Regions from separate parts of the Mus musculus genome. Here region 1 is linked to region 2. Evidence: chromatin loops called from intact Hi-C (ENCODE). Cell type or tissue: left cerebral cortex. All regions are shown on one strand. Each heading gives the region's core, and the rest is flanking DNA. Links, peaks and the distances in the headings are about the cores only.

Evidence for each region. A loop is a pair of places that touch in the nucleus more often than their neighbours do. Peaks named below come from ENCODE experiments on the same cell type or tissue, not always from the same donor. Only the 100,000 strongest peaks of a DNase experiment are listed, where the experiment ranks them.
Region 1: it touches region 2 in a loop (4-fold over the local background); 1 of 42 quality-filtered maps calls a loop at or near these places.

Annotation. Positions count from the first base shown.
Region 1 is chr9:78,076,804-78,079,718 of GRCm38, reverse strand. No RefSeq gene overlaps it. Among named protein-coding and RNA genes, the nearest start is that of Gcm1, 26 kb to the right of the region's middle. In left cerebral cortex, for the core only: a CTCF peak has its summit at 1,243 (motif pointing right); a DNase peak (open chromatin) is centred at 1,237.
Region 2 is chr9:77,805,393-77,808,307 of GRCm38, reverse strand. Gm34654 (a long non-coding RNA gene) reads left to right here. Exons shown (of 5, transcript XR_379642.4): 4 at 1,203-1,381. Among named protein-coding and RNA genes, the nearest start is that of Gm34654, 45 kb to the left of the region's middle. In left cerebral cortex, for the core only: a CTCF peak has its summit at 1,347; a DNase peak (open chromatin) is centred at 1,354; H3K4me3 peaks cover 233 bases; H3K27ac peaks cover 302 bases.

The DNA of each region.
Region 1 (2,915 bases), core at 136-2,635, 270 kb before region 2:
TTGGGCCTTGTGTCTGAAGTACATGGTGTCTTCAGCAATAAAAAAGGGACCTTCCACCTCTTGGGGGCCACCAAGGGCAGTAGCAAAATCTGTAATGTTTTGGGAATCTCTTGAACAACCCTGATCAACAACTCAAATGAGGGCTTCTCCTGTCTGGTGTTAGAGTTTTCATCAGGTGGTCTTTGGCTCAGGGAGGGAGTGCCATCAGCCCAGATGGAAATTTTTAACTTAAACTATAAATATATGTTTACAGAGACTCATGTGGATTATCAATAGTTTGGGTAGATAATAGTATGATTCCTTATGACTTTCTCAGATACCCTTACCTTTATTTTATCACCATCTCCCTACCCCTAACTAGACGCCCACTAATTTTCTCACAAGATTACTTATACCAGCTATTTCCCCGCTTCTCCTCCCCGCAATGGTCCTTTTCTACTTTCTGGTTTCTGAATTTTCTCCAGGATATGTATTCACTTCTGAAGATTTGCCATTCTGGTTCTGGGTTACCTTACTCAATATGGTCTTTTTTAGTTCCATTCATATACCTGTAGATTTTATGATTTCATTTTTCTTTACAGCTGAGTAGTAGTCCATGGTATATATGTGCCACATTTTTGTTATCCATTTGTCAGTTGAAGGACTTTTAGATAGTTTCCAAGAAAATCTATTTTTAAAAGATGAAGTTGGAGAGATGGCTCAGCAGTTAGGTCCGTACACATACTGATCCTGCAAAGGACCTGAGTTCAGTTTCCAGTACCTATATCAGGTGACTCAAAACCATGTGTAACTCGGGCACCATGGACCTGACATCAGTGGGCACCAGGCATGAACACGGCACATACACATACATGCATGCAAACACTCACCTACATAAAAACCAACTGAATAAATCTAAAAACAAAGTTGCTTTCTCTAAAAAGAAAATATCCTGACAGAAACGAACCTAGGGTTGAAGGAAGGGGTGTGTTTCCGTGTATAGCAATAGATCTATCGTGGGAATGTCAGGCAGGCAATTCAGGCATTCTGCTCCCCCTTCCACAATGTTTCCTGAACCTTGGGAGTGGCAAAGAGGGTTGGATGAAAGGTCTCATATAACAGTTACATTTGTTTCTTGAGACAGGGTCTCACCGTGTAGTCCTGGCTGACCTGGAACTCACAGTGATCCACCTGCCTCTGCTGGAATTAAAGGCATCTACTCCTGGCTAATTCCTCAATTCCTTTAAAACCCTGATTCCAGTGCCTTGTGGTTTTGCCACTAGATGTCACTCCTGTCCCGGTTTTTAATATATTACTTTGTGGTGTTGGCCTGTGTGTGTGTGTGTGTGTGTGTGTGTGTGTGTGTGTGTTGGGCAGAGTGTATGCCTGGGTTTTTAATATATTACTTTGTGGTGTTGGCCTGTGTGATGTGTGTGTGATGTGTGTGTGGTGTGTGTGTGTGTGTGTGATGTGTGTGGTGTGTGTGTGTGTGTGTGTGTGTGTGATGTGTGTGTGGTGTGTGTGTGTGTGTGTGTGTGTGTGTGTGTTGGGCAGAGTGTCCGGGTTTTTAATATATTACTTTGTGGTGTTGGCCTGTGTGTGTGTGTGTGTGTGTGTGTTGGGCAGAGTGTATGTCTGTTTGTCAGACTGAGAAACAGTCAGTCCTGAAGAAACTCCATCAGCACCAAGGCTTCTGTCTTAGTTAGGGGTTTCCATTGCTTCTTGGGGAAGAAAAGGTTTCTTAGTGCATACTCCATCACTAAGGGATGTCAGGGCAGGAACCAGGAGGCAGGAGCTGATGCAGAGGCCATGGAGGAGTACTGCTTACTGGCTTGCTACATACACCTGCTTTCTTATAGCACCCAGAAACAATATGTCCAGGGGCACCTCCCACAAGGACTGGGCCCTCCCACATCAATCACTAATTAAGAAAATGCACTACAATCAGCCTTTCATCAGATAAAAGCTTGGGTTGGAAACTTCATTGTCCTTGTTCTTAGTTTTTGTTTTATTTTTCTAGCATACAAGATTAGTGTCAAGAAACCCCACTCATCTCCCTGATGTTCCTGTGAAGCCACTTTGTAGGAGGTCACAGTGTCTCATTCACACTGCCAGGGCTCCAGAGGCCTTGGGAATATGCATGATTTTTGCATTGACGGAGGCTTGTTGTTAGGAGTAGCTAGTGAGCCATTTCTATCCAAGTCCGCATGCCAGTGTCTACTTTTCTCAATCAGTTTGATTTCCTTGATGACTGGCATGGACCAAATCCAGGCTGGAGAGATGGGAAGGCCAGTCTTCTTACAGATTCTTCAGTGCCACTATCCCTGGGCCGACACAGTTTTTAAAGAAAGTGCAGAGGACGGCCAACAACTAGGCTAGACAGTTGTCACATCCTAGGTCCCCGCCCAGTTTACCTTCTATATTTAATGCCCAACTTCATTTTAGCTGGCCACCTAGGTTCTATTGCTTCTCTCTCGCCCTCCCTTCTTCCCCCTCCCTCCCTCTTTAGTATACCTTTAGCCCCAGCTCCCTCGCCCCCATCTTTCTCCCTACAGTCCCAACTCCTATTGACGTTCCTTCCCCTCCATCCTCCCCACCACCATACTACTACTTACTAGACTTACAGTGTTTGCTTTCTTCTTTCACTCCCCACCCCCTTATACCCACAATAACTAATATTACCACACACGGTGCTGACAATGCCCCTGTCCTCGTGAAAATGACTAGCACATAAGGGAGTGGTTGTTGTCTGGTTGACTGTGACTTTGTGTTCACAGTAGGTCTACCCATGAATACTCACTGCTGTTGCAGGAGGTGGCTAGGAGATAATCTAATGTCCTTCCCAGAAGTTATACAGGGGGAAATAACATGTCAACCCTATTACATCCAGTCTAGTCCCACCCAAACATTACAAATACTCGTGACTGAAAGAAGAA
Region 2 (2,915 bases), core at 228-2,727:
CCCTAACATCTCCCCATTGCTGGAAGTAGTATCCCGTGCCTGTGTGCTAGCTGACTCTCAAAGGCCAGACCCTCAGTGGCTCTGAGGTGCCTCTCCTGCGTTAAGCATTTGCCTCTAGTCTAGCCAGCCATGTCCAAGAGTCATGGGGTAAAAGGAAGACCTATGGAAGCTAATTCTGTTGATCAGTAAATGGTTCCAATTGCTAAAGAATCAGCCACCAAATGCAGGCACTATTGCATATGCCAGCAAGATTTTGCTTAAGGAACCCTGGTATAGCTGTCTCCTATGAGGCTATGCCAGTGCCTGGAAAATACAGAAGTGGATGCTCACAGTCATCTATTGGATGGAACACAGGGCCCCCAATATAGGAGCTAGAGAAAGTACCCAAGGAGCTGAAGGGGTCTGCAACCCTATAGGTGGAACAACAATATGAACTAATCAGTACCCCGGAGCTCGTGTCTCTAGCTACATATGTATCAGAAGATGGCCTAGTCAGCCATCATTGGGAAGAGAAGTTCCTTGGTATTGCAAACTTTATATGCTCCAGTACAGGGGAACGCCAGGGCCGAGAAGTGAGATTAAATGGGTAGGGGAGCAGAGCGGGGGGGAGGGTATAGGGGACTTTTGGGATAGCATTTGAAATGTAAATGAGAAAATATCTAATAAAAAACGTGTGTGTGTGTATGTGTGTGTGTGTGTGTGTGTGTGTGTGTAGAATCAAACCACTACAACAACAAAGACCCAACTTGCGCTGAGTGACTATTGGACTTGGCTATAACTCAGTAAATGCTTATGGCCTGGTATGTTTAGGGTTCCAGAGGTATGTTCATTACTCTCCATAAAGCACTTTGAGAACCTTGACTGAATCATGTTTTTTGGCTGTTAGTGTAATTCCCAGGCAGGGGCTCATAAGGTCATACACAGCCAAGACAAATATGTGACATTTCTATGGTCCAGTTGTCCTTTTGTTTACAGCCATAGGGGCCATCCAGGAAAGGAGAACTGAACTATTTATTCTCAAATGCTTGCTTTCAGGGGGCCGAGGAAATGGGAAAAACATTTGTAGACAGGGCTATTGTGTTTGCTGCTGGCTGCTGTCCAGTACTTATGAAAAGGGCGCTCTCACCAAGTAGACGCTTTGTGTCCCTGTAAGAAACTGTTTCCTCTGTCTGGAAAGTGAGTTGTGTTTCTTTGTTTCTAAGGTTATTAACCCAGATGCATGAGACCCTTTGTCTCCTTCAGAGTAACCTGATTTTGCGGTTCCCTGGGTTCTGGAGTTTGTGCCTTTGCCTGTAGGTGAGGTCCTGAGCCTGGAAGACTGCAGGCATATTGACATGGTGGTGTTATACCGCCACCATGGGGGCACTGCTGGAATTTCAAGGTACTTAGAAAGCTTTGTTCTCGTCTCTAATGTCCACGTTCAGAAGTGAAAGTGAGCACGTTAATTTTACGTTATGTCGTTCAACTCAAGTACTATGAAAGTTATAATTTATCAAAAACCATAAGGACACAACCTGCCTGTGGAAAGGCTCTGGAGGGGTAGATAGCTTCAGCAGGTGTGTCTGAAGGACTTTAAATAGGAAGAGTCTCCAAAGATCCATATAGTGAAGGCTTGACTCCCAAATGCAGTAATGCTTAGAGTGGGGCCCAGTGAGGTGAATAGATCAGGAATGTTCTAAACTCATCTACAGAAAGTAGGTGAGTCTGTCGGTAAGTTCATAGATAAGGGCTATTAGCATATAGGCCCTCCCTGGAGGAAGTAGGCTACATAAAGAGAGAGTGCTCCATCTCCCCTCACCCCTGCTCGGGAGAGTGCCACTGAAGGCTATGTCTCCCCTCACCCCTGCTCGGGGAGAGTGCCACTGAAGACTATGTCTCCCTTCACCCCTGCTCGGGAGAGTGCCACTGAAGGCTATGTCTCCCCTCACCCCTGCTCGGGGAGAGTGCCACTGAAGGCTATGTCTCCCCTCACCCCTGCTAGGGAGAGGGCCACTGAAGGCTATGTCTCTCTTCACCCCTGCTTGGAGAGAGGGCCACCTTCTGCCTGTCACCAGGTGAGTGGCTTTGCTCTAGCACATGCCCAGCCATGATGCTGTCTCATGATGGCCCAGAAACAAAGTGGATGGAACCCTGTGAATCTACAGGCCCAAAGAATCTGAGTGGGTTTTCTCTGTGTTTCTCAAAGCAATGGAAGACTACTAGCCTGATTTAACCTACAGACCAGACATTTCAGTCTTCTAAGCCACAAATGTAGTGACCCTCTGGGATATCTCCAGCTCAGCAGTAGAGCTCTGACTGAGGCCCTGGGTTGGCATGTCATGCACACACACACACACACACACACACACACACACACACACGCACCACTGACAATTCATTTCACTACGTTTTGTCTTGATTAAGTGACACAGACTGTCTCAGTCATTGGTATTTGGAAATTATTCAGTGAAGGACTGCTTTGTTGCTATTATCTGACACTGACTTTGCCTTTGGGCAACCTTATGCATGACGAAAAGTGTTGCGGGTAAACTTGCTCAAAACCCAGTGAAGTCAGCACCCAACCTGCTGCTAGAGAGGATGCTCCTGAGACCCCTGGGAAGTCGGAAGAAACAAGTAACAGCACCAACATTGATGCTAATTGCCAAGGTGGGGATGAAATCATATTTTCATTGCTTGATCCTTTGGAATCAGAGAATCATAAAAAGTACACTCCTTCTCCTCTCCCCCCATGGAGCAACCAACCGGGTGTTTAAGTCACTTTCAAATTAAAATGTGAGCCAGTGGAAGGGTGACTAGAACCTAAGATTTTCCACAAATCATCCAGTGTTCTTTATGCAGCATCAAGATATCACCAATGGTCACCAGTCCATATCGCCTTCGACTGGACTAGTTACAAAGATACTTCATCCAGCGAT